Linked DNA regions of Mus musculus: regions 1, 2, 3 and 4 are each linked to region 5. Evidence: chromatin loops called from intact Hi-C (ENCODE). Cell type or tissue: heart. All regions are shown on one strand. Links, peaks and the distances in the headings refer to the core of each region. The heading gives the core; the rest is flanking DNA. Region 1 has its middle 54 kb from the start of Mir30d. Region 2 has its middle 75 kb from the start of Mir30d. Region 3 has its middle 17 kb from the start of Mir30d. Region 4 holds the start of Mir30d (microRNA 30d). Region 5 holds the start of Zfat (zinc finger and AT hook domain containing).

The links. Peaks named below come from ENCODE experiments on the same cell type or tissue, not always from the same donor. Only the 100,000 strongest peaks of a DNase experiment are listed, where the experiment ranks them.
Region 1: it touches region 5 in a loop (3-fold over the local background); 6 of 42 quality-filtered maps call a loop at or near these places.
Region 2: a loop joins it to region 5, with 3 times the contacts of the local background. A loop is called at or near these places in 15 of 42 quality-filtered maps.
Region 3: it touches region 5 in a loop (5-fold over the local background); 28 of 42 quality-filtered maps call a loop at or near these places.
Region 4: a loop joins it to region 5, with 2.8 times the contacts of the local background. A loop is called at or near these places in 10 of 42 quality-filtered maps.

The regions. Positions count from the first base shown.
Region 1 is chr15:68,392,107-68,398,638 of GRCm38, reverse strand. No RefSeq gene overlaps it. Among named protein-coding and RNA genes, the nearest start is that of Mir30d, 54 kb to the right of the region's middle. In heart, for the core only: a CTCF peak has its summit at 3,641 (motif pointing right); no DNase peak of the experiment used is centred there.
Region 2 is chr15:68,413,069-68,419,600 of GRCm38, reverse strand. No RefSeq gene overlaps it. Among named protein-coding and RNA genes, the nearest start is that of Mir30d, 75 kb to the right of the region's middle. In heart, for the core only: a CTCF peak has its summit at 3,888 (motif pointing right); no DNase peak of the experiment used is centred there; H3K27me3 peaks cover 478 bases.
Region 3 is chr15:68,355,372-68,361,903 of GRCm38, reverse strand. No RefSeq gene overlaps it. Among named protein-coding and RNA genes, the nearest start is that of Mir30d, 17 kb to the right of the region's middle. In heart, for the core only: no CTCF peak of the experiment used is centred there; no DNase peak of the experiment used is centred there; H3K4me3 peaks cover 451 bases; H3K27ac peaks cover 662 bases.
Region 4 is chr15:68,339,242-68,345,773 of GRCm38, reverse strand. Mir30d (microRNA 30d) reads left to right here and starts at 4,485; the gene lies at 4,485-4,566. In heart, for the core only: a CTCF peak has its summit at 2,957; a DNase peak (open chromatin) is centred at 3,023.
Region 5 is chr15:68,254,563-68,261,094 of GRCm38, reverse strand. It overlaps Zfat (zinc finger and AT hook domain containing), which reads left to right and starts at 2,239. Exons shown (of 16, transcript NM_001145888.1): 1 at 2,239-2,427. The coding sequence starts at 2,409. In heart, for the core only: CTCF peaks have their summits at 2,722 and 4,629 (motif pointing left); DNase peaks (open chromatin) are centred at 2,164 and 2,524; H3K4me3 peaks cover 2,247 bases; H3K27ac peaks cover 2,863 bases.

The DNA of each region.
Region 1 (6,532 bases), core at 722-5,721, 140 kb before region 5:
AAGTCTTTCAACCAACTGGTCTTTCAACCAATATAAGTTTCTGATTTCTCAATCAAAATATTAGCAAAGTAGACTAATAGATGTTAGAGTTATGGCCAATGACTGCTTAAATCCACCTATAATAATAAGAAAGGGGGCACAATAATTGGGGCCAAACCCAAGCAACCTGTTGAGAGAAGTTGTTGCTCCTATGTGCCAATCTATTTTACCATGTATTATAGTTAGAGGGTCCATTTGTGGAAGTTACTGATTCCATTCCTTTACTTCATACATTCAGAAGACATGATTTGCCCACCCTCCAAACACCTTTAGAAGTTAGGCCATCTCTATTGCTCCAAGCAATGAGTTACATTACCACTAGAGGTCCTAGACCCAATAGATAACTTCCTAGAAAGTTCAGGCAACACTTGTGACCATTTTGGCAGTCTGGCCCACTGCTTTTGAAATTACACTCTCTTTTGAAAAGGACAGGTCATTTATCCTGGTCTTAGTATTTCAAAACACAAGATACCTCAGGGCACCAAATTCAACAGTCCTTAAATTAATCCCTGGGGATTTCCTGAACATGGCCATGACTGTCACACTCATATTCCAGATGAGGTCTTCCAGAGTAAGGGTTATATCTGAGATAATGGGAGATAACATGAAATAGATAGCATAAACTCAAGAGCAAAGCAGAATTCGTGAGATGTACTCTCTTTTAAAATCAAAAGATCAACTTTGAGCAAACAAAAACGACCCTGTTTCAAATGAGAAGAGGGACTACAAGGCCACTGACTAAGAAAGCAATTCCACTGCAGCCATCAAGGAGGGAACACTCACAGCTAAAGAGTCCTCCATGGAGCAAGTATCTCAAAGCACAGAGAGTCTATGGCAGGACACAGGAGGTATGTTCATGGAAACAGTATTGTTTGTGGAATGGGAAACCTATGCTTGAATCTCAGCTCTGATGCTTCTTCTATGTGTCCTTAACAACTTTACCAGTCTCTTTAAGGTTCATTACTGCCACCAAAACAAATGGGAATGACAAATTCAGTATACGGCCAGCACACTAGAAGCAAGTGGAAAATAAAATTAAACACAGATGAGTTACTGTGTAGAGTTACTACTTCTACACAGTAACTACAAAAATAGTATGTAGAAAAAAATTTTATAATAGCATCTATGGGTTGTAATGCCTGTCAATTATGATACACTTTTAGTATTGATTAGTATTGATAAAGACATTGGCCTTAAGAGCCTATATTTCTTGCAGTTTCATAGATGCCCAGTCTTTTTTTTTTTAGATGCCCAGTCTTTAAAGTAAGACAGATGTGTTAGTACAGTGCTTCCTGTAAATATAATGAACACTTCAGACAATAAATTTACGTTTATTCTGGCTCTTGGATTCTGAGACTCTAGTCCATGTTCAAGTGGATCCATTGCTTTTCCAACTTTCATTGAGGCTACCTAAAAGCAATGGAAGGGGTGTATTCCAACACTGTTCACCTCGTGGCCAAGAAGCCATGTGAAAAATGGGAGGAGGGTCCCACAATCCCCTCCAAAACCATTCTTTCAATGACCTAACAACATCTCACTAGGCTTAATTTCTGAAAGGTTCCACCATCTCCCAACAATACCAATCTGGAAAGGTATCCCTTTAATACATAGACATGAGAGGAGAATTTGAGATCCAAATGTCACGGATCCGATGCCTGCAGTCTTTACTTTTCCAGAATCCAATGGGTTCATCTGGCAGTAACAATACACTAATATCTTTTCTTTCCTCTTTTTAAGAAACTCTCCATGGTAATCTATCTCTGAAGTTCAAATGAGGCCTGCCCATCTGCCACACTCACTCCAGTGAAGTCTGAGTGACAGGCCTAAAAGCCTGGATGCAGTCCCACGGCAAAGAGTTTCACGGAAACTTAGCCTCCTGGAACCTTGCCATTCTCATAGCACATATGTTCCAAACTTGTCCCCGCATTAGTCGGGTGTATGGATCTATGTGCTTTCTTTCAGTATCTTTTATTATAAGTGCCTTTAAGGATTGATTTTTGACATATAGCTAAATTAGATTAGCCTCCACCAGTGTTCCAATGTCCTAGGCCGTCCTTGAGCAGAGCCTGAGCTTGGAATTCAGTTAGAATGTTACCTATTCAGTAACATTCAAAATTACCTCTAATAGAGTAAAAAAGTAATCAGGCATTACAATTTACTTGAATAGAGCTAGAAATCTCAGGGCTAGTCTACATAGTAAATACTTAGAACAATTGCTGGAGTCACTCCCATACACAGGAATTTACAATGGCCTAGGAAGAAGGTGGGTTGCGGTTTTAGGAGGAACTGAAGTATTATTCATGAAAGGGTTAGTAAAACGGAATTCCCCTGGTGCATGTTTTCACTAGGCCCAGAGGAATAGCATAATCAGATATTTACTAAAGGAGCCCTGGTGGTGGGTTTAACAATAGACTAGCATTTCATCAGACCATTCATTCACCTGACTCCTGTGTTTAGCTGATCTTAAAACAGGGCTGTTCCTATCTCAGTTGTAAACACTGCCTGGCTCCCCCTAGCCTTTTATGTATGCACTTTCTTTGTTTTGTGTAAAGAACCAATATGCATCTCGATGTACCTTGGCGGATGTATTCGCCTAACTTTCTTGTTTTTATTCTGTATTATAAGTCTGGTGCTTGCTTGGAAAAATTACATTCAGATACATCACTCTCTCTGTGTCCGTGTCTGTTTGTCACCCTTTTTGCTGTCTCCTGCCCACCTGTACCAGGACCCTGATTTCTCCCACGTATTGAGGGGGATCAACTGAGGCCAGTCCGAGACACCCATCCTACCATCCCATGTTTTAGTAGCAGGCATATGTCCAGCTGAGCATCCACTATGCTGTGAGGCTGAGTGCTGGACCAGACTTTTACCAGAACTATGAGTGAAAGTCATTCCTTTGAATTTGGGTGGCTCCTTGGTCAGCCTGTGCTGAGATCTCTAAGCAGAGAGATAAACACAGGTTCCTCTAGCTTTTATGAGCTCCTTGATGTGTGAGAGCCATATTGCTTCCTACTCCACTCCACTATGAGCAGAGCCCTAACCAAGCCAAGATGCCATGGCTCTCTTAAAACACTATCAAGACTTTATATAATACACATAGACTTAGACTTATGTTCCTAGAGGGCCAGTCTCCTTGTCTGGTTCCTTGATTCAAAAGAATAAAACTGCTACTCTAATATTCTAACCTACTGCTTTAACTTAGTCTTAGATAAGAAAGCCAAGATGCAAGAAAGGAGTAACTAGCTCGCTCCAGGCCACTCACTGACTGAAGCAAATAATATGAATCAGTAACTACAGATTCTCTTCCTCACTACAAGATAGTAATGTCTGACTACCAGTGGAATCCTGGAGCAGAGTCATCACATGCCTGCTGACTATCTCATGTCATAGGTCTTCAAATGAAGGTGACCATTGCAAGCATGTGACCATCCACAGTGCTAATGTCATATACTGATTATCACATGCCACTGACCAGTGCATGTCTGTAAATGTCACATGCAGCTGATCCTTACATGTAGCTGACCCTCATATGACAATCATGCTCCCAATGCTGCTATTGCATGCTTCTAACCTTTGAATGCAGCTGAGCATCATACACAGGAGACCACCAGAGGGAGCTAAGCCTCAAATGACACTGATTCATATGCAACAGAGGATAGCACATAGCTAACCATCACATGCCACATGACCATGAACCATTATATCCAACTGACCATGACATGCTGCACACCATTGCATGCAGCTGACCACGGCAGGCTCCAACTCTCCCTAGACTAGGTAATTTAGAATGCCTTCAGATGCAGGTTGAGCCCCAGCAGTTTCAAAACTTCCTTAAAAGAACCAAATATGAAATTAGGGTGTGAACCCCCTGCTTCCAACATGAAAAATAAAGATGAACATTCACACCCAACTCCAACATACCTTACTAGCATAACATTCAACAGCTTACTCCGCCTAGGTATGGTGCAAAGAACAAACTTGGAAAAAAAACATGCTACTTGTCATGAATATCTATTTATTTCTTGTATAAAGTAATGAAAGGAAGTGTTGCATTTCATGGATAACAGAATGGAATCCTCAGTAGTCCTGCATCCAAACTCAGCACCTCATTCTCCAGCCTCTCAGATTAAACAAACAGTCCTTTAGACGATCCAATCAAGTGTCTGCACATGATTGGATGTCTCCTTTAGGGAATGTAAAGCATTCAAGTGTGTCTGTAAAAATTCCTTGTAAGGGATGCAGTATACTGATAAGTCCACCCCTGTTTTTTTCTAAATACGCATGCCATCGCTAGGTGTGTTCACCTTGTTTCACCTTGTCCTCTGTGACTTGGCTGACTGCTTCTCCATTCTCCACCCAGTACAGGAACAGTGGCATGCCTCAGTCTTGCCGGTGCTTACTAATATCACCTCTGTGCCCCAAACTCTATACTGAAGATTTAGGGATTTCAAGGACAAAAGAGATGAAACCAAGATGAGAGTGGGTAAAGTTATGTCAAATAATGAGTAGTCAAATGACAGAAGACAAATAGATTAATTTCTATTTCTAATGAAAGTGCTGTGATAAATATCACAATTAAAGCCACAGCTTCACTTGTTAAGTGCCTGCCATGTGCCAGTACCTCTCTGATATTGCACCTGTCTGATGGCATTTGACAGAGCACCAGTATTGGGTAGCTGGATATCATTTATCCACAAGTCAATGGAGAAAATCAGAGTATCCAACAATTTACAAACCTTGGCTCATTAGCAGCCACAACAACAGTGGCTCTTGGGTCTATTTCATTTCAAGCATATGGGAAGTGGTCCTCCATTGGGTTCACCCACAGAGCTCCAAGGCAATAGCAGTAAAGGAGTTGATATGAGAAAACAAGGTTAACGCTGCAGAGGGTCTTATACAGAGAGGCACTCAAGCTTTGATCACATTAAATAAATACAGAAGGTAAGGAAAGTGCTAAGGAAAATGTAAGAAAGACTATGCAAGGACTGTAATGTGTTCTTTGTATATACATCACTTGCTTAGCACATGTGAAACCTTGACGGCCACCCCTAGCACAATGAACTAGAAAGATGAGGGAGGGAGGGAGGGAGGGAGGGAGGGAGGGAGGGAGGGAGGGAGGGAGGGAGGGATCGAGAAAGGAAAGAAAGAAGATGGAAAAGGAAGGATTGAAGAGGGAGTAGGGGAGAATGAGAATCTCAGAATTGTTTATGAATGTAATGTGACAGTGGGAACAGATGAAATACTGACACCGCCTAGCACCTGACGCTTTCTTCAAAGCTCTGCCTTTGGAGTCTAGTAGCTGGAAGTGATTTATGTTGTAGGGGCCAAAAACCCCATCAAATCATCCTAACTGGGTGACTAAGTACCATTCAAGTGAAGACATTCCTCCACAGTCAAAAGAAAAAAGAGTAAGCAGACCTGGGATTCAAACTCCTATGCTGAGCCAGAACCCTAAAATAGCTGGGTACCTCACACTGCCCTGTCCCATGACGTTTAATGAAGCCTCACTTAAGATGCAGGAACAGCATCTAAGCCACAGTCTACCAGTGCAGGGCATCCATTGAGAGGACAAGTGTAGCTTTCCTGAGGCTCAGGAAAATGCCTAGATCCTGTCCCACCAACCACCCCGACCCCACTGTGGAGATTCTAAAAGACAGATTGGCAAGAAGCAATGGCCATCAAGACAACAAAACACCTTCTTGTTATTACCTGTGCTGGAAGCTAGTAACCAAATTCTGTATTCTCCAGTTAAGATTACTTAAAGCAGAGAGGTTAGACCCAGAGCTAAATGCTACTCCTACCGAAAAACAAAAACAAAAAAGTCTCTCTCTGTCTTGTTTCAGAAATAAGATTATGGGGTTGGGTGCTGGAACTCCATATTTAAGAGCATTTCCTGCTCTTGGAAAGAACCTAGGTTCAGTTTCCAGTTACCACCTGGCAGCTCACAACCACCTGAAACTCTAGTTCTAAGAGGTCCAATGCTCGTTTCTAATCTTTATGTGCAGTAGGCACACAATGGTATACATACATACATACATACATACATACATACATACATACATGCAAGAAAAGCACTCCCACAAGTAAAAAATTAAGATAGTAGCTCTAAAAATTGTTACTAGCACTATGCTAGACACAAATGCCCTACATGAAAATAATATGTATGAATAAAGATTTTTTGTTATCCCTTCCTACTGAATTCAGATGGGCTGCCTGCTGCCATACCTTCTAGAGCTGCATGCAAGTATTTGCATCTGACCCCACATTCACTCAGATTAAATTAATTGCCCTTCATTTAACTAAAACTTCCAATCTTTAGGCACACCAACCATATGCCTACATGACTGGTGGCTACTACTGGGGACAGTGCAGACTCGCAGGTCCCACCACTGCAGAAACTTGTATGGTGTCAAGACTGACAGAGGAAACAAGAGAGCATAGTAAATCAGAGGGGTAAGTGGAGGTCAGTTTGCCCAACCAACTCCTGTAGTAA
Region 2 (6,532 bases), core at 1,073-6,072, 160 kb before region 5:
ACACAAGGAACTCCCACAATGATGATATCCTTTGAAAATGTTAACAAAATCAACTTCCACTCTATACTTCATTCATTCGGCCCCTCAATTTACATACAAGATTTGTTACCTCTGATAGTGGGTTTTCCTAAGTCCTTATGCAACTTTGGGCTACACCCAACGTTGTTCATCTAGAAGTCACAAATAGTGCCCTTGGGGGATCTCAAAAACACAGTTAACCTAAGTCTTTGTAAAGTCTAAAGTGCTGCATTAATTGTATCATTTATTTAGAAAAAGATAAAGAAGAAAGTCAACAAACATAATATTTCTATGCCAAATATGAGTTCTAAGTTCCGTACATGAAGGAAAAGTGGAGTGTCATAGAAGAGGGAGGCAAAAATGAAGAGAACAAGTGTAAGAAAAGATGATGGGGTGAATATAATCAAATGGGCATTACAGACATTACATGTATGTGTGGAAACGACATAATGCTTCCCCTTGTTTACATATTTGTATATATATATGTCCAATTTGTACTTTTTCTGCAGGTGTGCTTTCGGTTTCTTTTGTCTTTATACCTGTTTACCAAGAAACATTTGTTCCAATAATTCTTCTTTAATGATTCTGGGAGTCATTGGCCTGTGGCCTTGGGATAATGAGTGTTTGCTTAGGAACCTCTGTGCGTTTGAATGTTTACAGAATTGTGTTCCTTCATTTAACTGTCCTCCATGTTTACCATAAACACAAGCTTTCCTGACCTTGTGACGATTGACGCACTGCCTACGAACTCCCACTCTCCACATCTTAACATCCAAATAGAACAAGAAGGTGCGGATTTTCTTAGCATCGGGAAATAGCCACAGAAATTTCTTCCTCTGAAAGTTCATTTTAAGTAAAGAAAATACACAAAGTGACATGAAATGTTAGCTCTCACAAGTCAGAATCTATAAGTGAGACTCATCAATAAATGCTAACATTGTGGGGCAAATTGGCAAGTAGTATGATTGTTACCTAAGTTTTCACCAGAGTGGTAACTTTGGAGTGGATGGTCTTGGCAGGAAATGGCGTAATCCTCTGATCAATGTTACTCTCCTGATTACATGGAAAATGATCACCTTGTACCTCCTTATACAATGTGCAGTGTGCCGCAAAGAAAAAAAATCACTTCTGTGGTCTTTCTGTCAAGAAGAACCATGACCCCACAAGGAAATGTCAGGCAAACTAAGGAAAATCTACAAAATAATTGCCTTCCATTTTCAAAACTGTCCTTGGCAAAAAAAAAAAAAAAAAAAAAACAACTTGGGAGGTGTCCCAGACTAATGAAGGCTGGCCATGTGGCAGCAAATGCAGGGTGTGAGCTAAGGTTCTAGTCTGCTATGGAGACTGCTCTTGTGACAGTCTGGGGAAGACAATAATTATTTCATCTCACTGTAAATTCTCCAGTGTCGACTTTTATGCTGTGGTCTATGTAAAAGGATGCCTTTGATTTTAGGAATCACATAATGAAGTAATTAGGAAGAAGGGAGCATCGTTTCTGTAATTCATTCTCAACTGGGTCAGAAAGCGAGCGTACCATGTGGGAGAGAGCAGAAGAGTGAGGCAATGTGAGACAGCACTCCGGTGAGCCATCGAAGACGGTATCAGTAATCCCCTGTAGCGAGGGACTGAAGCCCACATGGATATGTACTGTTGGCATAAACACAAACAAAGACCCCAGTTCTTCAGACCCATGAGAGTAGCAAAGCTTTTCCTAGCAGATGCTCAGATGAGACCTCCTGTGGTCTATGTGCGGATATGGATAGTGCAGAAAATGTCTGATATAGCTTTTCCCTCTCCCTAAGATTTCTCTCCTATGGAGAATGCTCCTACTGAGATCAGCTGAACCTGCCTCTGTTCAGTGTATACTGTAAACCCTGCCTCTTTGCAATAAACCTGCCTCCCCGTTCAACTGTGTATAATAAACACACTGTGCCTCCAGTGTACTGCAACTTCTCCATCTTAGAGCCCAGACTACTTATTCCAGCCTCTCTGTGTCTTTCTGTCTGTCTGTCTGTGTATCTGTGTGTCTGTGTGTCTGTGTGTCTGTCATTCTCTCAATCCCCCATCACTCCAGTCAGGGTTCCAGCATTGAAGCCATGCAAATATGCAAGAATTCCCTGAATTAGTTTTGCAACTTTTTTGTAAAATCTAAAACAATGCCAAACAGAGAATAATAAAAAGGCATGATTTCAATTTTGCCTACTCTGTTCCCTCATGCTCCCATAGCACTTTGACCTCTGTTTCCATGGCAACCCTCATCCTCTGAAGTTCTTTCCCTGATTTCCCTACTCTACTTACAGATTCTTTGACGGCTGGCATGCATCTGTTTGAATTCTGTTTCCAAATTTCCTTGGAAGGGGCCTAAATACTAGAACCCTGAATAGAGATTTATCCTTTCCTGCTAAGGGCACCATTAAAATTGAGTGTCTGATTTGACAAAAAGTGGGGGGTTAGGGAGTGACTAGTGAGTGATAGTTTTTCATTTTGAAACAAAAATGCATATTAAACAAGAACAATGTGAATTTTTGCTAATAAAGTAAGAAGAAATCATTTGCATAAATTAAAAGAATGAGTTTTATGTTGTGGGAAATGACTGACTTTTTAAAAATTTTATACACACAAACACACACACACACACATAAATTATTTAACATTTTTTCCTCTCCAAATTGTAGTCTTGTACTTCATTACCTGACCGTCTCCTTTATTGGTCCTCTACTTCATTCTCTCTCCTATCTATCACAACTAACAACTCCAAATAGCTGGCATGTTCATTTGGGAAATTTATCTCTCAACATCACCCCCAGGGCTAACTTTGTTTGCATAATGGTACCCCAAACACTTGCCATACAGCTCTGACCTCATGGTCCATGTCTTTCAGACAGATCCACCAGGCAACAGCATGACAGCTCTGCAGCAGGTTCTGCCTCATTAGTTGAGTAAGCACTGGACCTCTGTGAGTCTTGCCTTCTCCCTTCTGTGGTAGATAAAAGCAATATTTATGCCAGTGTCTCAGTGAGAGAAGTAAATGAGCTGATAAAATTAATATCAACATCAATAGTGCTGGCATTGTTCATGGCAAGTACTTTTATCATAATTTGATACACACTACATTAAGCCTATATCCAGGTTGTCATAATTAATCACAATCACAAGCTTATGAAGCAGATATTTTATCATAATCCCAAAAGTCCCACTCGCAAAGGAAACAGCAGGATTCAAACTTTAGACCCTCTGAAACATGCATTATGCCCAGTAACTTAGCTAACTCCTACTCAGTCCACCACACCGTAAGAACTATTTTCTCCCTTGACACAGAAAACCAAAGCAGTGAAGTATTCTAGGAACTCGGGGGGGGGGGGGTGGTGGTAGGGCAGCAATAGCAGCCAGAGGTGATTTTCCATGCCTGCCCTGAGCATGGTGCCACGTGAATCCCTTTTGAAGGCATGGATGGTGGGACACCTTTTCTGATTCCCTTTCTTTCTGCTCTTAAAACTGGGGGGGAGGGGGGGATGGTAACTCAACTCTGCCTTCTTGATGCTCACAGATGCCTGGGTGGACAGACAAACCCTCACAGATACTGCAGATGCTAGGACGTGAGGACATGGGTTTTCCTTAGGCTGATACGGGTGAGAAAAGGCGTATCTGTGAGTGGAAGCATGTGGAACATACTGCAGGAGAGGTAGATACATGGAATGGAGAGTGATACATAGTTAACATCTTTCTCTCTAACTGCTAACCTTCTGCCATTACCTGACAACTTTCAGATGTGTCAGCCAGGAAAGAGGTGTAAAGGGGACAACCTATCCAGAGCAGCAAATAAGGGGACTTGTGGTTGGGACCTGTGACTGTGACATTCTGTGTGGAGCCACTAGAGGGCAGTTTAACACACGTTGGCATTTAAGAGAGAAATACTTTGTTTAGTCTTGTCTTCTTATTTTGCCAGGAAGGTCTTCAGTAAGGTCTTTTAAGGGCACTTCTCATTTCTGATGATTAGACTAAGGGCTCTGCACACAGAAGTCTTCACTAAAGACGAAGCTATCAACACTGGGACAAAGGATGACAGAGTGACAGACAGGCAGAAGGATGTTAAGCTTGACCTGAGCTCTCCTCCTTTCCCCTATATTCCTAGAAGGGTCCCAGAAACCACGCCAAGGAACATTCCACCTTCTTTGACACATTTCCCTCCCCCCAACCCTCTTCTTTCCTGTCACTGTCTCTGAGCAAACACATTTTAATTGTTCGTGAATATTGATTTTATTGCATTGCACTTATTTGTGCTGTTTTAATTAAGATTTCCCAGTAAGCAATTAAGCATGTCCTGTAGCTTGTCTCTGATGCACCTTCATGAAGGCTGGATTTGCCTATGTCTTTTACCCCATTGGGAAGCCAACATTCATATTTCTGTGGGCCAGAACTGGGCCAATGGTTTCCTTGTCCTTTCATGGACAGAGCCAGGGAACTCCTTGAAGCCAAGGATGTATATAAGACTGTTTAGCACCCTCGGTGACTAATAAAGTGCTGAATACTTGGTGTATGCCCAGTGCCTGAACCTGCTCACAGAGAGAACTAGAGTGAAGAGTAGTGGAGCTGGCTACTCTGCCCTGCCAGGACTCCAGGTACCAAGCCTCATGCCCTTGCCCTTGAGATCTGCACATTCTAGGATGCTTCAACCACAGAGGGGTTGTATCAGAAAGACCATGCTCCTAGCCACTTCCAGCCACCTCCTAATGTACCTGAAATAAACACTACCTCCTCATCATGGCCTCCAAGGCTCTCCGTGGTCCTTCTGGCCTCCTGTCTCACCTGGTCTTCCCCTAGCCATCCCATGCACCACACCTCAACCACACAGTCTCTATCATGAACCACACTTTTCCTCCTCCTAGCCCATGGCTCAGCACAAATAGGTTCCTCTCTCTGGGCCTCTTCTTTTCACCATCCTGTGGCTGGCTCCAGTTCCACGCTCTGATCTCAATTTCAAAGTCTGAAAGGCTTTACTTGTTATCCAGCCCCAAAGAGATATCTGCCATTCCCAACCACACCCCAAGTTAGCATGCGATCAGCTTGTGCCTCGGTTGCTAGCCAGCTAGGTGATAGAATCAAGCTGAAGAAGGGTTCTGTGATACTGTTGACTGAAAGAGTTCCAGTGGCCAGGGTGGCCCAGGTCTGCTGAACAGATGCATCTGGGATGAGAACACAACTTCCCCTAAAATGATGTCTCCCTTCCTAACCTGTCCCCTACCACTGCAGGCCTTCCTGCCTCGGTGAGGTGAGCTGCCAAGAATTTGGCACCAGTCCCAAGATGAGAGGCCTATGCGAAGTGCTGGGCTGACCAACCAGAATGGTGAATTTAAGAGCCAGAAAGTACACCACTTGAAGCACTTTCCTTCTCTTCCTGAGCACTGGGCAGGTAAAAAGCACATTTTAAGCACTGCTGGAATCTAAGACTCTTGGGTCATGTTAGTGATAAGTTTTTGAGTTTATATTGCAAGTATTCCCGCTGACATTTGCTTTCAAATATGCAAACACGATGTTGGGGACAGTATAATCTCACTTCCTTGAATCTATTAGAGGCCCCCTCCCCCCACTTGAGCTGCCCTAAGCAGGAAGCCTGTCAGCCTAACTGCCAACTGGATCATCCCTATGAGAGCAGCAGCCATCCGGAATACTATGCAGATGCCTACAGGTATCTATGGAAAAGATTCTAGCTGACCTCCCTGGCTCCTCGAGGCACAGACCCTGCCAGGACTGTTTAAAGCAGTTTGTACCAGACATCTGGCAATCACAAGCCTGGGTGAACCATTTCCACTTTGGCCAGTTTTAACGCTCTGCATAGCATTTATTTGAGTTCCTTCCCTGGAGGAATTAGAATGACTGGAAGGAAGGCTTTGATTGGTTAAAATTAAAAACAAAAAGACTTATTGATGGTGACTGATACCAAAGGCAAGGCTGTGACTTACAAATGGGTGGCGGGTGCAAACACCCCTTCTCAGGCTATGTAAATAAGCTACTACATAGCTCACTTGCTGGGCTGACTAGGGACACTTTCCTCTGTTGCCTTCCCTAATGTTGCAACGTCAGATCCAATGAAGACGTCTCTTTAGTGGCCTTACTTTGTCTAATTTCAGTAGCACAGATGAATGAGAAAGACAAACAGCAATGGGCAGCAGTGACATGCAGACAGCACAGCAGTGGTAGGGAAACCTGATCACTAACTAGACACCTGTCTTTCCTGTCTTGGACAGTAGCACCATCCTCTGGCCATGGTTTGGACCTACAGACACATGCAGAGTCATAGTGTGGTTCACATGTTCACAGGCCCAGGGTCATGACAATGTGAGACTTCATAGCATATTGAGTGTATACCCAGTACAACCAGGCACCATGCTTATGATTGGGCCGGCTTTTGATACCTGAAGCTGAGCTCCTAAACACTCCAGTGTGCATTCCTGAGCACAAGGCTTCCAAATACAAAAGTATCTGCAACTGGTTGAGAGCCTAAAGAGCCTCAATG
Region 3 (6,532 bases), core at 473-5,472, 100 kb before region 5:
TTCCTACATGAACGGCTCTCCAGGAGATGACTTTGAGAATACCAGGCACGCACTCGGACCTGGTGTGCCTTTATTTGGGAGTTTGGAAATTTCCAGTGTAGTGTGTTCAGATTGATAAGAGATGCCTCACCCCCCCCCCCCCAGTAAAAACCAGTCTAAACAGGTGCCAGGTGTATATTAAACTTTAGAAGACTCCCCGGTTTGTGAAAGGTGTAGTGGGTTATAGTGAAGGAACAGCCAGAAGGACACCCTTCTGTAAATTTGATGTAAGTTAGAAGGCTTAGTAAATTCAAGTTTTGATTCTCACCCTGAGCATTTCTGATATATGAGTGCTTTTCCTTTTAATTCTGAATATATGATTGTCACTTTCAAAAAGTTCTCTCAGTGGAGAACCCTCACTCTGAAATTGAGTCCCTGTGGTGTGGCATGAAGCCCAGCCCTGGAGGTTCTCGGAGAAGGAAGGGAAGGTTAGTAGGCCATCTTGTTACTTGTTCCTCAGCAGTCAGTGTTGTACCTCCTCCTAATCTTGCTTCCACTGGCCCTTACAGACAAGGATCTGCATACTATCCTGTAGTTGGGTGATTAGTTGTCACAACCTCCAAACAGTTCCTGTAACATATAAGGAATTTTGTTTGTTTGGTTTTCCTGACTCTTCATAAAGGGAACTAAAGATAGAGGCAGTGGCCCTTATTCAACATAACCCCCTGGTATAGGCTCATTGACCTTGCTGACTTCACAGAAGTCACGTGTTTATGGAACTCAACAGTTCTTGGACCTTTTACTCCAGGTGATGAGGACCCATGGGGAAGAAACTTGAGATAATAATGTCTCCATTTTCCAAAGTCATTTTATTTGAGTGTTTATTGTGAACAATGCCAAAAATAAAGTGACTTTTTTATGAAGTACATTTCTGCTTATACTTTAAAACCACTTAATTATGTTTCAAATTTGCTGGTGTTGCTTGCATATTCTACTATATAAGAACAGTTGGTTAGGGGCTAACAGTTTTCCGAGCTTGCTTGAGGGGAAATAGGAAAACAGTAATGCTGCAGTGAGGTAGAGGGGGAGAGGAAAGCAGCTGTCCTCCACTTTAAGAAATTGGATATTTTAAAGTTTAAGGTTACAAAACAAGTTAAGTAGTTGTTAGTTCAATGAGAATTTTACAGAGCAGGGTACCTTCAAGTCTGCTTAAATAGTACTTAGTAAATGTTGTTTGACTTATGAAATTTGTTTGTTGGACAATTTAGTAAGAGAATTCTGGCATCTCCATGGCTTATGAATGTTTCCTTGAATATGGCTATCACACATTACCTGGGGACAGAGTTGAATTCATTGTCCATATTTTCATGCATCAATTAATGAGTGGAAAGTTTGTCATCTGATTTAAGCTGTACCATTTAAGGAGTCACATTGAAACGTAGTTCAAATTGTTTCACTATTCAGTCAAGTTTTACCATAGATTTGACAAGAATCCCACTCTAGGTAGTTAGTGGTGTCTCAAAATCACCTTGTGGCAAGATTCTCACTAGGAGGTAGTCCTGCAGCAGAGGCCAACAATCGGTTATACCCAGACATGAGTAAAGTCAAAATAGATTTGGTCTAGGTCCACACACAGTAAAAATGTAACCTTGAAATTTCCCCTGGGTGCACTCTCTTCAGAACTAGAAGCTAGATTTTCCTAAGTAATTTTTAAATTTTGAAGAGAACATTTTTCCTTCTTTCTTTCTTTTTTTCATCAGATTGGTGCCTTAAATTGGTTACTAGAATGGCAAAAGTCTGGTGCAATAGCATGGCGACTTTAATTCTGATACTGTTTTGCTTGTTTATGTAAAAAAAAATTAAAACTAATCTGACAAGAATTTGACTTACAAGCCGGGCAATGGTGGCCCACGCCTTTGATCCTAGCACTTGGGAGGCAGAGGCAGGCGGATTTCTGACTTTAAGGCCAGCCTGGTCTACAGAGTGAGTTCTAGGACAGCCAGGGCTACACGGAGAAACCCTGTCTCGAAGGAAAAAAATAAAAGAATTTGACCTACAGATACAGATCAGCTTAGCCTTTATATTGGGAAAAGAAGCAAGAGGAGGAAATAGCCATAAATGTCCCGGGAGAAAACTAATGCAGATCCATTCTTTACACTGCATGCTTGCCCTGGGTGTGATACCTCATCACCCTGCAATCTCAAGAACCCTTAATAGAAGGGAACTGAAGGGGAAACTAAGCATAGGCACGTGCTAAAAATAAAAATGCCCTAAGAGCACTTAGCATTTTATTTCTGTAAGTGCATCAGGAAGTGAATTATTTTAATACAACTTCAGGATACTGGGCACAGCTTTATTCCTTTTAGCAGATTTGAATATTATAAAGATTAACGAAACAGCTTGTATGATATAGAATTGATTTATGTATGTACACAGATTGTTAATTTCTCAGTTAAAAAATTGACTAAAATGAAGATTGAAAAATAGGTGGTATTAAAAGAAATGTTTTTCTTTTTTTAATCTCAAGGGACTATCTTAAAGGATTATTAATTTCAGAACATGAGGTAAAATATTACATTAGATTTATGATTAGTGAGAACATTTCTTTTTAGATAAAGTCAATAAAGTAGGAATATTACTTCATTTAAAAAATGTTTATGCCAGGATGTGTGAGAATAGCAGTAATAATTAGAAATTTTAATTGGAAATTAAGACTGATTTATCATCTCAATTGAATCATTTAATTCAGTGTCACTTTTTAAATGTCACATAATTTTTCAGTTTCCCAGTGTTGTTTTCTGGAAAATGTAATCAAAGGTTCAAAACAGTGCATGTAAATTCAAGTTGAATAACACTTGCTAAGCATAAAATGTTTCATTCAAACCTGTGGGGCCAAACTACTCTATGGACCTTTTCAGTTTATTTATAACCTGCAGAAATCTAACAGTTAAGAGGTGTTGCTATAAGTATTGTGGAAATTGTGTTTTCTTTCTTCTAAAAGTTTTCTTTCACTATTAAATATTTATGTTTCCAAACTCCATTCATCAAGTGATCATCCTGTCTGTAAGAACAGTAGAATGTTCATTTGAAAAGAGCAACTGTCGTTTTTATTTTCTCCCAGCCATTCCTTCTGGAAAATGGTTTCAAATTTAATTAATATAGTTTATTCAGATGATACTCTAAATTGAATGGTTACTGTGGTTCTATAAACTAGGGGAAAATACATATTTATATTCATATAAATTTTGTCTATGGACTTTTCAAAGGACCCCTAAAATCTTGAGCTTAAGGAGATAGAGGTTGTTCTCTGAAACCTAATTGAATATTTAGATTAGTATGTGAAGCTGGGACCACTTTGTTTTGACTTTACATGTGAGGGATGGTTGTATTTTGGTTCTATGATACTATTTTCAAAATATGTTTTTAGTTTGATTCATAAACAGAAACTTTTCTAAAAGAACACATTATTTTCTTCTTAATGGTTATGTTGATCCTCAGACTTTTATATTTAAAAAGAAGTAGAAAGAGTAATGTATTAAACCTAAGCCTAAATGGCTAATTCATTGGAACATGTGAAATGAATTGTTTTTGTTATAATATAGTTCTCTTTTTCAAATAAATTTTGTTTTGTTTTGGTTTTTGGTTTTGTTTTGGTTTTTCGAGACATGGTTTCTCTGTATAGCCTTGGATGTCCTGGAACTCACTTTGTAGACCAGGTTGGCCTTGAACTCAGAAATCTGCCTGCCTCTGCCTCCCAAGTGCTGGAATTAAAGGCGTGCGCCACCACGCCTGGCTTTCAAATAAATTTATAATGAAATTATTATAATGTAATACTATAATGAAAAATTTTAAAATACTTTTGATAATGTTTTTGATTAAGGTGTGTGTATGCAAACTCAGAAATTTGAGTAATACTTGTTAGACTTCCTAATTATAAAATGTCTAATAAAACCTGTAAGCCAATCTAATATATAGAATTTTGTAGATTCTTTATAATCACAGAAAAGGAACAGTTTACAGATTATATTGTGGTGCAATATAATAATATTGTAAGTATTACTCAAATGATGTACTGAAGGATTTAATTTATGCCTTGTGTATCTCTGTCTCCTTTCAGTAGCTGTGATAGAAGCCATTGGTCACATACACTGAAATAATTTTTCTATAAATATTTTATCTAGAGGAAAAAATTCTGCCTGTAGGTTTGTTTTGTAATTCTTAGTATATGTTAAATGGTGCTTTTTAATGTTTGGTTTTAGCCTATTGTTTTCTTACCCTGTACTCTATAGTACATTCTCCAGTCTTAATGACTGCATTCCTATTTCGATTAGTGTTTTTTTTTTAAGATTAATTTATTTATTTTATATGAGTACACTGTAGCTGTCTTCAGACACTCCAGAAGAGGACATCAGATCCCATTGCACCTGGTTGTCAGCCATCATGTGGTTGCTGGGATTTGAACTCAGGACCTTCAGAAGAGCAGTCGGTGCTCTTAAGAGCCATCTTACCAGCCCTTGATTAGTTTTTAGTATGGAAGTTTGCATGAGGTTTCATTTGAAAGTTGGATTGTGCTTTCTAGAAATGATAACCACTGTAGTTCTGAAGTTTGATCTTACCACTCTACTGTTAACGCATCATGATAATGTGGCTTTATTTATTGTTGTTGCTTGCACTGCTAATAAGACTTTTCTTTATCCAGCTCCTGATTCATTTTTCATCTCTTAATTACTTTCATTACCTTTCCATGTAAACTCTGAATTCTAGTCCTGTATAAATTGTTTTCTGCTCTCTGACTGGAAAAAGGTACTTCTGCCTTTGCACATCAAATCACCACCATCCAGTTAGCCAGACTATTTGATCCTTTAGAACTTTGGTGATATCTCCAGAAAAATACTTGATACATTATTTTATAACTATGACCTGGGAAGAGCAGAAACCATCCAGTTTACCTTGTTTCTATATTGCATGGTGTTCATTCAGTATTCATATAGCTACTGAGTGATTGTATTCAGAATTTGAGAGATAGCAGAACTGCTTTAATGTATACTCGTGTGAATAAAACATCCATTCTGTGGAAAGGAACTAGCAAGTGTCAGGCATTATGCTAAACATAAAAAATGGTACTTAGGAGTACTTACAAAGAATAATAAAGCTTAGAGATTCATTGTTGGGAAACAATAGATTAGATACTAGAGGTTTCTGAGATGTCCTAGAGTTAGTCATCTTATCCTAAAATTTGATTGTGAAAGCACTTTAATAATTCTATACCATTTTGGCTGCCTGTGAAATAGTTTTTCATAAGTGATTAAAGTTAACAGACTCAAAAGGGAATTCAAGTGTCAAAGTATATAATATCCACACTCATAAAGGTTAAAAATGGGCCTGAAGCTATCCATCTAAATTCGTTTCCCCCTGCCTGTTATTAGCTATGTGATATGGCAAACTATTTGATCATTCTCTGCTTCCCTTTCCTCACTTGTAAAATGAAGATGAGTATTACTTGTGAAGAATATGTATGAATTAATACATGTTAAGCACTTAGAAGAATATGTGATATCATGAATACTCCATACAAGATATCATTTTAAAGAAGTACCCAGTCTCAGATTTTACTTTCCTCAGTCGGTTTTTCACAATCAGTTGCAGTCTGAAAATATTAAACTGATAATTTCAGAAATAGTGCATAGGTTTTCATGCCATTCTGTAGCATGATAAAATCTTACACTGTCCCAAGAAGGTGTGACTCATTCTTTTATCCAGGCAATGTATCTGTGCTGTATCTGCTACCTACTACAGTGCAGGCTGTCTCATCACCTATCTAGTATTGCAGTGTGTTTAGCCAGGCACTATTACTTTCTCCATATTGTGTAGTCATTGTGTGATTTCCTATCACATGCTAAGAAAAGTACAGTACAAGAAGATTTATGTGAGACTACCTTAACAAATATTTTATTACAGAATGTCACTATAAGTATCTTACTAGTTTTTATCCTTAATCTTTGCTGTCCCTAATCTGTAAATTAAACATTATCGCTGGGCGTGGTGGCGCACACCTTTAATCCCAGCACTTGGGAGGCAGAGGCAGGTGGATTTCTGAGTTCGAGGCCAGCCTGGTCTACAAAGTGAGTTCCAGGACAGCCAGGGCTACAGAGAAACCCTGTCTCGAAAAACAAAAACAAAAACAAAAACAAAAAACATTATCATCAGTATGTATGCATAGAGGATAGCATAGTATATGTAAGATTCAGTATTTTTTAATGCAGGTATCCATCCACTCAGAGTCTTGGGACATACTCTCTGAAAATAAGTTATATGTGTGAAGGCTCGTTACCCTGTCTTTAAACAGACCCTTGTTTTGGCATATCCACAGCATAGCTCTTTACTGACTCATTTCTCTTCTCTTTAGTGGACTAGAGACTATTCCTGTTAGATGGATTGGCGTGGGAGATTTGAAACTATGTTGTCTTCTCTATCCTGACCTATATGATTCTTCATTGAACCCACAGAGAAGGTGGGAAAAAGGAGTGAGCCTAGGAATATGGTGACAAGTTAT
Region 4 (6,532 bases), core at 663-5,662, 85 kb before region 5:
TTAATTTGTGCATTTTAACTTTATGGCATGCCTAACCCTGAAAAAAACTAGCACATGAAATGAAGTTCATTGTTGGTTTCTAGTCAGAATCTTAAAGACAGCAGAAATTCAGAAAACAACATAAGGGAGTGCTGCTGCAATTAGGGAGGGACCATAGCCTCCTTCTAAGCCTGTGTCTTTCAAGAGCTTAGAATTTTCTATAAAACTTAAACATTAGCTCTTGACCTGGTGTGTTTTATTTTAGCTCTTAAGTCTGTTTTGTAAAGTTTTAATCAAAAGGAAAGATACTTCCTGTCTTCCATACAAAGAATGTTCACATTTGTATTTTTTAGAGCCCATTTCCGTACTCCAGAGTCTGCCTTTTTTGAAATAATATCTTTTATCTACAAAAGACTTTCTGAATTTAAGTATCCATAAGACCAAAATCTGTAAATATGGCATACATTGTTGAGAATATTAGTTGATTCCTGACAACTATATTACATCTGCACAAAATATTAATGACAGCCATTTTTGACAGTCTAATATGGCAGGTGATCTGACATTATCCTTCCCTGGGGTCATGTGAGGATAAAGCTGTTATTCATCTTTCTCTTTCTCTTTCTCTTTTAGGAAGAAGAGAGCTAGAGTTTTAGAATTTTAACTGAGAAAATTAGACTCAAGTTACTAGTCTAAAATATGATGAACACAAATTATATGACTGTCACTCCCTTATTTCATGTGGAAAAGGTGTGGAACGGTGGATGTACTTTCTACAAAGGGTAAATAAGGTAGACAAAGGGAAGACTTGATGTTTAAGGCACCTCCTTCCATACTACACTTGAAAGTGCCAGGTTGTAGAAGAGCTCTGTGCAATAACTAATCATCCTTCTCAGTTAACAGTACAGGTGGCACAGCGGTGGTACAGGAACAGACTCTGGAACCAGGCTCTGTGGGCGGGCTCTGCACAGGTGCCTTTTATTTACAAAAATAGGATGATGCAATTCCTGTCATAGTGTTGGGGATTGAGCAAGTTAATGTATATGAACCAGTAAGTATACAAAGAGTACAGATTATTACTCTTTTTTTTTAATGGATACATGTCTGTTATTTTTCAAGTTGCTGGTTGTAGTGATGTTTTTGTAAACAATTTGACATTTGAACTAGATCTTGAAAGACTTTTAAAAAGTGAAATACAAACAATTCAAAATTATAAGAGCCACATGAATAAAGTAAAGGATGATTTTTATTTCCATTTATTTTATACTGGCCATTTACCTGCCATTGAGCTTTACATTATGTTAGTCATTTCTGGCAATAACTCAGTAAGATAGGTACCTTAAGGGATTTTACAAATGGTAAAAGAGTCACAGAAAAATAGTCATTTTCCCAAAGTCCCAAAGTTAAATGTTCGGCCTAGTTCTGTCAAATTGTAAAGCTCGGGTGGATTCTTAATTACTATCTATAGAGCACTGCCTTCTGAGAACAGACTTTCAGAAGATCGCCCCGAGAGTCTCTGGTTGTGGCTTTGGTAGTCATTTTAGGAAGCCAAGAGAGACATACAACACAGGCCTGTCTTTTCTGAGAACATTGTTGTTCTGCAATTCTGTCAGCTAAGAGTGCTTGTGTATGAACTGGAGTAAGCGTGCTTTGGTTATTGAAGCTTGTACTATTTTCCTTGCTAGAAATGATACAAATTTCCCATTGATATACTGATTGACACCATAGACTTCCCAGTTACCCCTTGTATTGCTGGAAATGGTTCTCTGTGAGTGCCCTTTGCAGCTCCTACATCAAAGAGATGTCTACAGTTGTAGTCCCAGTCTTCAAGCATCATGCTATCATTTAGTGAAGTTTGTTTAAAATGTACTTAGGATAGTCTTCATTTTGCTGCTATTTATTCCTTACTTGTCACGTCTTCTTGTTTTGAAACTACTGGTGAATTGATGATCACTTAGATTTTTTTTTTTTCCCCATCCAAACACCATCCTGGCCTTAACAGAACTTAAAAAAAAAAAAAAAAAAAAAAAAAAAAGCCCCTTCTCCTCTCCTCTTCTAGTAAGTACAGTTATTTCTCTTCCATCCAGTGCCTTACAGCCCTTTCTTTAATGTCATTATTTCTCATAATTCTGAAGTTGAGAAGTTGTGACTCAAAGACCAGTATCTGGTAAAACTTCACAGTGTATCCTCTGATGGCAGAGTAAAGAACAGAGGTGCAGAGAGGTAGTGGGCAGCATATAGTGGGGAGATGGGATGGATTTATACTGTATCAAGGATCCTTCTCCACATAATTCACCCATTTCCTATGTGTTAGCATTACTCTGTTCATTAAGGAAAGACCCTGTAGTTATTTGTCACCCCTTATAGACCTCACCATTATTACCTCTAGCGGTTTTCAAACACATTAACTTTGAGAGGCATATAGAAACCATAACAGTTTCTTATAACAATTGTTTTGGGCTGGAGAGATGGCTCAGCAGTTAAAAGCACTGACTGCTCTTCCAGAGTCTTGAGTTCAAATCCCAGCAACCACATGGTGTCTCACAACCATCTGTAATGAGATCTGATGCCCTCTTCTGGGGTGTCTGAAGACAGCTACAGTGTACTTACATATAATAAATAAATAAATCTTTAAAAAACAAACATAAAACAATGGTGTTGAAAATATCTTCATTATGGATTGTTACATGTTAGTTCTATTAAGGTATCTAAATTATTTTCTACATTGTACAAGAGAAGTTGTGGCAAATGTGGTATAGTATATATCTATGTGAGCATTTTGACAAATTGACTTTATGAAAACCTACAGTTTGATGCACAGCAATACTGTTCCACTAAACATTTTTGTTTGGACATGCATGCCTGTATGTTTTTCTATTTTTGCAAAGTATTGGTAAATGGAAAAGTAACGTGCTACTACTTCTGACATTAAGAAGAGTAATGCACTGTTAGTCAGAGGAGCCCAAGGCCCCCAAGCAATACACCCAGTCACCACTGCTGTTGGTTACCTGCCAGAAATGCTGAAGATACCACATGCCTTGGTCATAGGACTTAGAGAAAATAGTTTGGAACTTGGCTGGAAACTTATTGCTGGCTAGCCTCCATAGTGCTGGGAGGTACTACACAGGCTGATGGGAGAAGCTTATCAACATTCATACTCAGCTATGAATCCTGTGTACAACAGTAGCAGCTAACTAGGGAAAATGAGCCTACTTATGTAATAGTGGCAAATCTGTTATGGGAGTAATCAATTGCTTTCTGATTGGATTTGGTTGATGCCTATTGTATAGGAGGCAATTCACATACAGTTCTGTAAACCTGGTCAAAAGATTTTTGTTGGAAGGTCCTACTGGGACAGTTACTGCTGTTGTGCTAAATGAACATGAGATGCAGCAAAATGTCTTCTAAATAACTGTTTATTTACATAAAATGGTGCTACTATAATAAGCTTTGGTCAGATAAACTTCTTTCAGCATTTTATAAAGATGGCATTGCGACAAAAATCCCTTCATAACTCTAAAGAAAAGATTATCTGGCAAACTCTTCTTAATTGTTTATAAAATATAAACTAAAGACAAAGGGAAAAGTTGTTTAAAGAAAGTTGTAATAATGTACTTGGGTACACCAGTACACCAATGTTACAGGGCATTTTCAGTGGTTAGAATCTTTTACTTTGTAGTATGTATTTAGGAAGTTTGTAATGTTTTAGATTTGCATTAGCTTGTTGAATGTTTATTCTTGTGTGGTGTAGATGCTTGTGTATGACTGTATTTCTTAGAAATCACTGGCTTTTTGTAAACTTAATTGCTTCAATAGACTTTAATTTTTTAAGTTAATTTATATGTCTCAGATTAAAGTTAATCTATAAAGTACAAATTTACTATTATCACTTAATCTTTCTTTTCTCTTTCAGGAAACTAATAGAAGAAACAAAAGCAAAATGTTTCGGTGTTGTTTTGTAAGCAAAGCCAAGGCGGGTATTGTTCCTCTTCTTACCCACTTAGTTCATTTCCATGGCCCACATTCCTAACCTAGTTCAGCTAAGGATAGGGAGGAAGATATTAGAATCTTTCTCAGCATAGAGTTACTGCCAGCAAAACTTGTGTCTAAATTAAGACAGTTTGGTTAATGAGAAACTTCAATTCTAATAGTACTATCACTTAGGACTGTCTGGGAAAACTGAGATGTATGGTCAATCTACTTTTTAGATTGTTATTTATTATTAATTTTGAAATTCTGGATTTGTGGAGAAGAAAGAAAACATATACATCTGGTAGAAAAATGTGTCCATGTGGAGTAACATAGAAAAGTTTGTATTGAATCTTTTCTAATTAGATAATTCAAGAGACATTACTATCTTCCCTTATTAACTAGTATTGTTTACTTTATTGTTTGTCTTTTCCCCCCAAGATGTCACAGTTGTCATTCAGCTCCGCAGTTGTGAAAGTCGGTAGCGGAAGCAATGACTGACCATTTGCTCTGTTCCTTTGTAGCTTGCTGTCAGAAAGTCTGTGTCTGTAAACATCCCCGACTGGAAGCTGTAAGCCACAGCCAAGCTTTCAGTCAGATGTTTGCTGCTACTGGCTCTTCGAATGCATCTTTTGGACAATCTGGCCTAAGGATTGGAGCTGAGGATGCTGAGAAATGCCTGGGATGCATCAGAAATCTTGAGGAGCATTCATTTACTGCTTGCTTCTGCTGGCAGCTTCTAATGTTGGGAGCTGACTAAACATGCTTCTTCTGGCCTTAGAGGATCTGTCTAAAACAAGTTTTAATACTGTTTTTGCCGTGTCAGTACAAGTTTATCCTTTATACCTTTTTCAAATAGGCTAGAGTTTAACTTCCTAACAATCCTGAAAACCAACTTTCTTCCCTATAAACTCTGTAGGTTATTCATGTCTACCACCCACCCAGCAGTCTACAACCTAGGAATTTCAGGTTTCCCTGTACTTAATTTGTATGTAAATGTTTGCTTCCTCCTCCTGTGATGAAACTAATCTTAATCAGAGCGTTCTTCTCAGTCTGGAAATCCCAAACCACTAGACCTCTTCACAACATCTGCTAATGGTTCTGTATGCCCTTGTGGATTAAACTAAGCTACCTGATAGCTTTAGGTTATTGCTTGGCTCCCAGCTGCCTTGGGAGTAGTTGTATTGTTTTCCATTTTTATTTCTCTCCACAATACTAAATAATCTAGGCTTTCTATCATAGACAAAAATTATTGTGAACCAGTGTAATTTCATAACTTACTGAGGTTTTTGATTGATTGGGTTTGGTTTTTGGTTTTGGTTGTTTTTTTTTTTTTTTTTAACTTTTACAATGTTTTCTCACTTACATTTTTCTTTGGGTTACTATTAGCTTTATTTCTTAAGACGTTTGTTTGCTTGTTTGTTTGTTTATTTGTTTGTTTGAGAGAGGGTTTCACTGTGTAGCTCTAGTTGGCCTGTAACTCCTAGAGATCCACCAGCTTTCTAGAGATCCACCAGCTTTCTGCCCGCTTAATGCTGGCATTAAAGGTACACACCACTATACCCAGCAGACATTATTTTCGTTACTATTAAGCTGAGTTAGGTTCAGTTTAGACTTAAAACAGAAGATACAGTTCCTGCCAATCTGATTTCTTATATGCTTCTCCTGGATTAGATTGTAGCCTTTCTGGAGACATGGATATTATGTCTTTATAATTCTGCGTTTTATACCATATGTATAAAATGTGTATATTGATATACAGTACTCTAATAATGATTTTATTCTAATAGTATATTTCCATTTACTTGTTTATTGGTGCTGGAGTTTGAACCTAGTGTTCTTGAACATGCTAAGCAAGCGACCTACTGCTGAGTTGCATTTCCAGTTTTTATTATGGATCCATTTAAGTACTACTTTGTTAGAAAGGTAGTGTGCAAGACTAATTTAAGAGAAGAGCTTGGTTGATCATTTTTGGACAGAGATATTGCTAGGAGCCCATAAAGTTCTCTGTGCCAAGGTAGAGTGTGATGTGTCTTCTGTTAATAGAATTATTTTGTTTGGCCAGGTGGCATTGGTTATTTTCCATAAAACCTTGATGTGTAAGTTAAAATTCAATGGCATGGATAAAAACTACATGGTTTACTTATTTAAAAATTATTTGAAGTGTTTTTTTAAATGGTAAGTCAAATCTAAGCTAAAAGAGGAGGAGTCATTATGCACAAAGCTACCATCCTCTGCTTACCTAGTCTAGTTATCCCTGGATGCTTCAGGGTTAATGCTAGTCTAGTGTGAAACATTTGTTGTGTATTATTCTGCCCTAATGAAAGAAAATCAGAGACCATGTCCGCTTGCGTCCTCAATGTTCTTGGTTCTATGTATTTAAGTACAGCCTTTTCGTCATCTGCAGATGACTTATTTATGTTTTAACTTAAAAACACCACAAACTTCATGTTGGCCTGCACCATTGACAGTTGAATGTTGAGCCATGAAAATTGGGTTGTCTTTCTTTTCCAATAAACTTAAAACAGATTGTTTTCTTGGCCTTTAACTTAGGTTTTCAGGAGAAAATGTGTAAATTTTGGTA
Region 5 (6,532 bases), core at 776-5,775:
AAAAATGTCAGTCAGGGCTAAGGAGATGGCTCAGGGGTAAAGCTCTTTTGCCCAAACATGAGGGCCTAAGTTTGGATTCTAGGCACCTTCTAAAAAACGCTAGGTGTGGTGGGCTTGTGATCTTAGTGCTGAGCGAGACAGGAGGATCCTAGGGGTTCATTGGCCAGCCAGGCTAGTCAGACAATGAGTTTCAGGTTCAGCAAGAGGCCCTATCTCAAAACATGAGGTACACAACAATAGAGAAGACTGAAAGCTAGCCTCTGCCTTCTAAGTGCACACTCATGTCCCCATCTGAAAGTGTGAGCCACACAAGAAGGTGAGGAAGCAACTGTGGTGTCTCCATTCACAAAACTGCCTTCCGTCCCTTTCCTTACTAATTTCCTCCTTCTTGGGACCAGCCTGGGAAAAGATATGCAATAAGTCTTTTTTGAAAAAATGAGTAGATTTAAGGAAGGAATAGTGGAGAAAAATCACAGCCACCCCTCACCCCCTCAAGACCACATCTACAGTCAGTTTTTTTTTTTTTCTTCTTCTTCTTCTTAAAAAAAATTTGGCTTTACTGTTTGGGAGCCATTGAGTTTTGAGATATATGTTAACTAGCTTCATTTCCAAAACTGATTTTGGCTACAACATTCAAGAGCAATCGACCCACCTGCTAATCAATCAATAGTATTTCAGTGCTGCTTTTTAAGAAAGGCAGCCCAGCACAAAACCAGTATTGTCAGCAACCAGCACAACTCACATGTCCTGACAGAAAATTAGTGTAAATATTTGGAGTTCTAAAAAGGAAATCACATCAATGCAGCATTCTGGTTAGTTCATTTTCAAATGAAAGATGTTACTGTTCCCCTGCCACGCAGCCCTCCCTGAGGCAGAAGTTAGTGGAGGTGAAGCAACAACTTCCTGATTCTCCTCACATTGTGTCTACCGGCATCTGGTGGGTTGTGGAAAGGTGGGGCCACACACTTCATGGACTGTCTATGTGATCTCAAAAAAGCTACACAACCTTCCTGAACACCTGTCCTTTGCTCACCTGCCCACTGAAATAAAGATGTTTTTAAATATGTACTAAACAGAAGAATGAAGAATTAGACCAGTCATCTTAAGGTTCACTGCCCAAAGGCACGTCAACGTTTCTGGTTTTTGTTTTTAAAAAAGTGAACAAAATGAATGAGCTCATTCAGTCGTTCAGTAGCATTACTATGAAATCTGTGATGGGTAGGCAAAGACTAAAAGACCCAGGGGCCTTTGTGACAGGACCCTCTCTCCGCTCGGCAAACTCAGTCCATGGCAGAAAGGGGTAGCAAACAGTTATGCGCAACTGAATGTGAAGAAGTAATAAACACATGACCTCGACCTGTGGGGGTAAGAGAGAGGAACCTAGAGCTGTCTGAGGAGCACTCCAAGCTAAACACTACAGAAGGACTATACTCAGCATTTCACCAGCACTGTAAAAACAAACCAGGGCTGCCCAGACGCCGGTCATTTCCGTCCTGCTTCTTTTAACATTTTTCTCTTGTTTCTGTATGTGTGGAGTACTTTTTTACAATGGCTAATTTAAAAACCTTTCTAAAAGATAGCTTTACCAGCACAAGTACGACTGTTATTATTATATATATACTTAATTGGCCAACTCTAAAACTCATTCCCAGTTTCGAATGCTAAAAAGCTGACCAAGATAGGTAGGGATAAGGGACTTCGATGTCGGTAGAAATATATTCTATCAAAGTTACGTGGAACAGACGCTTCCTGCAGCGTGCGGAGGGGGCTCTAAGCTCCTAACATAAAAAACGGAAAGGTGGTCACTGAGCTTCCAAAAAAAAAAAAAAAAAAAAAAAAAAAAAAGATGTGCGAGGCACTGTCACTTCCAACCCGGCTCGTCCCGGACCCTGGGAGAGCCTGCCTGGGCCAACTACACCTAGTCAACCCGACCGGCAACTTGGGAAACTGAGCCCCGGAAAAGCTAGTATGCAAAGGGGCGCACTAGCCTGCCCACTCGCAGCCGTCCCCGCACGGAAGAGGATTCAGGACATTCCGGGTCCTGACTCCCACGTCCCAGGATCACAGCGTCCCGCCCCGGGCGTGGCCCAAAACAGCGCGCAGAACGCCGGGACGAGAGGCCGGCACCTAGGGTAGCCGCGAGCATGCGCACTGTGCCTTGCGTGCCGAGGGCGGTTCCCCGCGACCGACGTCGCTACGTAGGCGTCGGATCCCCGGGGAGAGGAGGGCGAAGACTCCATCCGCCATGTTGGATGCCGCAGATTCGCCATAACCTCTCCGGCTCTTTCCCTAAAAAAATCAAAATAAAGAGCGAAGTTTCCTCAGGGTGTCCGACTTTCTCGCTCAGCCCGGGAGGGAGCCGGGAAGAGCCCGAGGCTTTTTTTTTCCTCCGCCGTGGGGGCGTTGCCATGGAGACGCGGACGGCAGGTGAGCGGGGATGGGGGTTGGGGCGCGGCGGGGTGGGGGTGGGGCGCGGCGCCGCGCGGGAAACCGCTCGTGGTGTGCAGTGGGGAGGCCGCGCGCAGACTCGGGCCGGCGGAGGGATCCACGGGCGGGCGGAGCGCCGACGTCGCAGCGTTCTGCGGCCCACGTTTGGAAGCTGGCTTGATCCTGCCGCAGGAAAGAAAAAAAAGGGAGGCGGTGGAGAGCAAGCGAGGGGAGCGCCCTGCGCGCCTGGGGAGCAGTTTCCAGGGCTGTGGGCGGTGCCAGGGCGCCCGCCAGCGGCCATCCGCGGGCGTCTGGCTGCATAGGTGTTCGAGTCCCGTTGCCTGCCGCTGTTTGTGTGAGCTTTGAGTTGGCTTCTTGCTTAGTCAACAGTTTCGTAAAGTAGATGACTTCCCCTTCCCAGTGATCAACCCCGTGTTCTTAGCCAGGACGTGCTTCAAGTCCAGCCTTCTCTAGTGACCTTCAGAGGGAGCGGCCAATGAGAGAGATGGGCTTTATCACGGGTGACCCTGTCCCATGCAAGTAGTCATTTGCCTTCTGTCTTTGGCCCAGTGCTGTAGGGCATTGTCCTCGTGCGCTTGAACGAAGTGGCTCCAGGCCACTTCCTCCAGGCAGCCCTCAGACTGTCTAGCCAGAAGCTGCTTTAGCTGGTCTCATTGGAAGGGTAGACTTTTCACTTAACCCCTGGTGACTCCCCTTAACCTTAAGCTTGTGACCTCTAGCCTGTGATTGACACCAATTTAGACTCTTGGACCCTGACTTCCGAGGGTCGCTGCCAGTGTCTCCTGGTTGTTCTTAGTTGGTCATTCACTGAAGAAGAGAAAAGTTGAGAGCCCAGATTCCTGACAGTGGAGCTTTAAAGAGATCGGACTTCTGGCTTGGAAAACAATGTGAACCATATGTTTGCTTGGCCTTTGTCACTGTCCCCTGGAATTCAGACAGGCTCTTAGTAGGGGTGACCTTCTATTGAATGACTGAGTGAAGGAGCTGCTGATCATTTGTACACGTCACTGTGGTTTCCTGCTGGAGCCTGGGTCCATCCATACAGGGGACAGAAAACTCACGTTCCTGGGGCTTACCTCCACTACTCTCCACCTTTAGCTTTGGAACCTATCACTTGATCTGTGAAATTAGTGTTGGTGCTACAGAGTGGCTATAGGTCAAAGGGACACACAACAAGCCCCAAACAGGTTATCTTTCTGTTTTCCAGCCATGACAAGTGAAGAAGGCTCATAGTTTGAACAAAATGTATTTCTGTCAGCTCGTTTCTGGGAAATTTCCCGTTTTGGTGTTGGAAAGGCGGCTTTGGGTGGTAAACAGGCTGGGTGGTCATTGCCCCAGTTCCAGCTCTGTTCTGTGTGTGTTCCAGCTCTGTTCTGTGTTGGTCTCTTTTTCATGGTATCTTTTGCTTTGGGTGCAAAGGTTTCTGCTTCTTTCTTTTCCCACCTTGTAGTGTACACAACAGCTTCTCAGCTATCGCTGTCTTGAAGGAGAATCTAGTGGCTGCTCAGAGCAGGCCTAGTCAGAGTTGGGTGATTACACTGTTTCTCCTCCTCTCATTTTCTTTTATAGATGTCTCATGCATGCTGCCCCTGAAAACCTCTCTATCAAGATGGGTCAGTTTAATAGAGGGGGATTTAGCCTAATGGTTTGTCCCTTGTCACCTGTTGGGGTTGTTAAGCTTTCAGCGTGTCAAACTTTCCAGGGGCAGGTACTCCCTTCAGAGGCAGTCTCTCACTGTTCACAGCTTTGCTGGAGAGAGCCGCTCCTGAGAGACTCTGAGAGCTCCTGAGAGCTCCTGAGGCAGGGGCTGTGACCCTTGTGCTTGAGGCCCATGTGTTGTGCCTCTACCTTGCTCACACTGGTGGCACTCCAGATGGTTTTCATAACAACACACTGTCACCATGCATTTGCTTTGGGAAGTGTGTGTGGATGGAAAGGTGGGGTGAAGTTTGGTTATAATTTTTTTTTTTTCCGAGACAGAATTTTCCAAGAAGCATCCCACATGATTATGATTTTTTTTTTTTTTTTTGTTCTGAAGGGGAAAAAAGTAACTTTGGAGTGGGGAATAGTGAACATTTTAAAACATATATTGTAGATTCAAAGTTGGCTTAAAAAACATAAAATATACATGGTGGCTTACAACCATCTATAATGGGATCCAGTGCCCTCTTCTGGTGTGTCTGAAGACAGCTACAGTGTACTCATGTAAATAAATAAACAATTAAAAAAACATAAAATATAAAAACAAATGAATTTGCTTCTGAAAAGACAATGCTTGGCACACCGATGTCAAACAGGGCCTTGAAGTTGAGTAGCAGAATTGTCTTTGTTCTTTTTAAAGTTTTGAAAATCGTAAGTTGATAGTTATACCTGTGCTTGTGGCACTCACAGCCCTGCAATTTATGAGCACAATGGGGAATAATTAGGTTAATCCAGTCTGGCACCTTTTTTTGTCATCATTTCTTGAGGTGAGAACATTTGAAATGTACTCTTTTAGTGGGTTTTTGAAGTGAAAAATACATTATTTATTCTGTTCACTATGCCATGCAGAATATCATACAGAACGTGAAAACATAGTTTTGCTAATAGAGGCTTGCCTCGTGCCCTGCCTCCCTTTCTCTCAGACCCCATTCTGTTCTCTCCATCTGTGAGGTCTGTTGCTTCAGCTCCACCTGCCTATCTACAAAGGCAGAGCCATTCTCTGTGCTCACATTGCACGCTCTCTTCATCCGCTCATGGACACTTAGGGTGCTTCTTCACCTGGGCTCTTATTACTTTTTTGATGAACATGGAAGTTCAGATGCCCCTCTGCCAACTGGTTTAGAATATTCTCCTTCCTTTAACTCTAGGTCAACTGGCATTGCAACGTATTGACCTCTGGAATCTGGTGCCTTTGTGTTCCAGCCTGTCTGGATAGAAACCAGATGAGTAGGTGGGGACCTTGCCTCAGAGGATAGTGGACAAAGCTGCAGGCCCTCTGGATAGGAAGGTGACATTGTCTCACCATAAGGAGAGGAACCTGGAGCCAAAGAGCATAGGGAGTGTGGGGCATTGGGCGATGCACAGACAGGCTGGTCTCCAGTTGAGCTGAGGTCTGAACCCCAGAAATGGTGATAATTCACCTACAAAACACTGTAGGTGTTCCTTTATGCTCCTGGAACTCTGGCCCCTGCCTAAGTTACTCCCCCCCCCCATCCCCCACAAGAGAAGCATGGTTAGAAGTCACATAGGCAATGACCCAAGCTTCTGACCTTCAGGCTAAACTCCTCCCCAGTTACCTAGCAACAGTGAAGACCATAAAAAGGGCTGTTCAGCCCCTGCTTGCTCTCTTACTTTTTACTCTCTTATTTGTCTCTCTTACCTCTCTTAACCCTCACTCTCACCCCCTCTTTCCTCTCTCTTTGTCTTCTCCTCTCTTCTCTCTCCCTCTTACTCTCTTTCTCTCTAGCCTTCTCTCCCCCCCCCCCACCCCCTTTCTACCTTCTCCCTTTCCCCCTGCCTTTCTATAATACAGCTCTAAAACCATAGAATGTCTCTGGTCATCAAGGCCCATTGCGCTTAGAGGATGGGACAGGCTTTCTCCTAATGAGAAATCTAATCTCCTGTTAGAAGGCCTTCCTGTGCTCCAGTCAAGATCCACTGCACTCACTCTCGCTGCACTCACTCTCACAGGTGTTGGGAACCTCTTCCCTCATCCCTCTCTCCCATAACCCTGGTGGCTTTAGCAAAGTAGCTCCGGGAATCCCCCAGGTAGGGCTGCCCCTTGGCTACCCCCTGAAGAGTGGGTCAGAGGCTTGAATGCCCACCTAGGGATGAGTGGAAGGTAGCTAGCAGCCCTCCCACCCCTGAAAGACCAGAGAATAGGTAAAACTCTGGTGGGGTATGGGCTTCCCCTCCCCTTCTTCTCCGGGCCCTCTTTTTAGTTCCCAACAAGGGAGCTTGGGGTATGTGGCACCAAAATGAGGTGAGGGACCTGGAGCCAAGGAGCATAGAGAGCTTGTGGTATCTGGCACTGCTCTGTCACCAGTCTCTAGCTAGCCAGATTTTTGGTGTCCATATTGCTCCATTGTTGCCAATGGGCCTT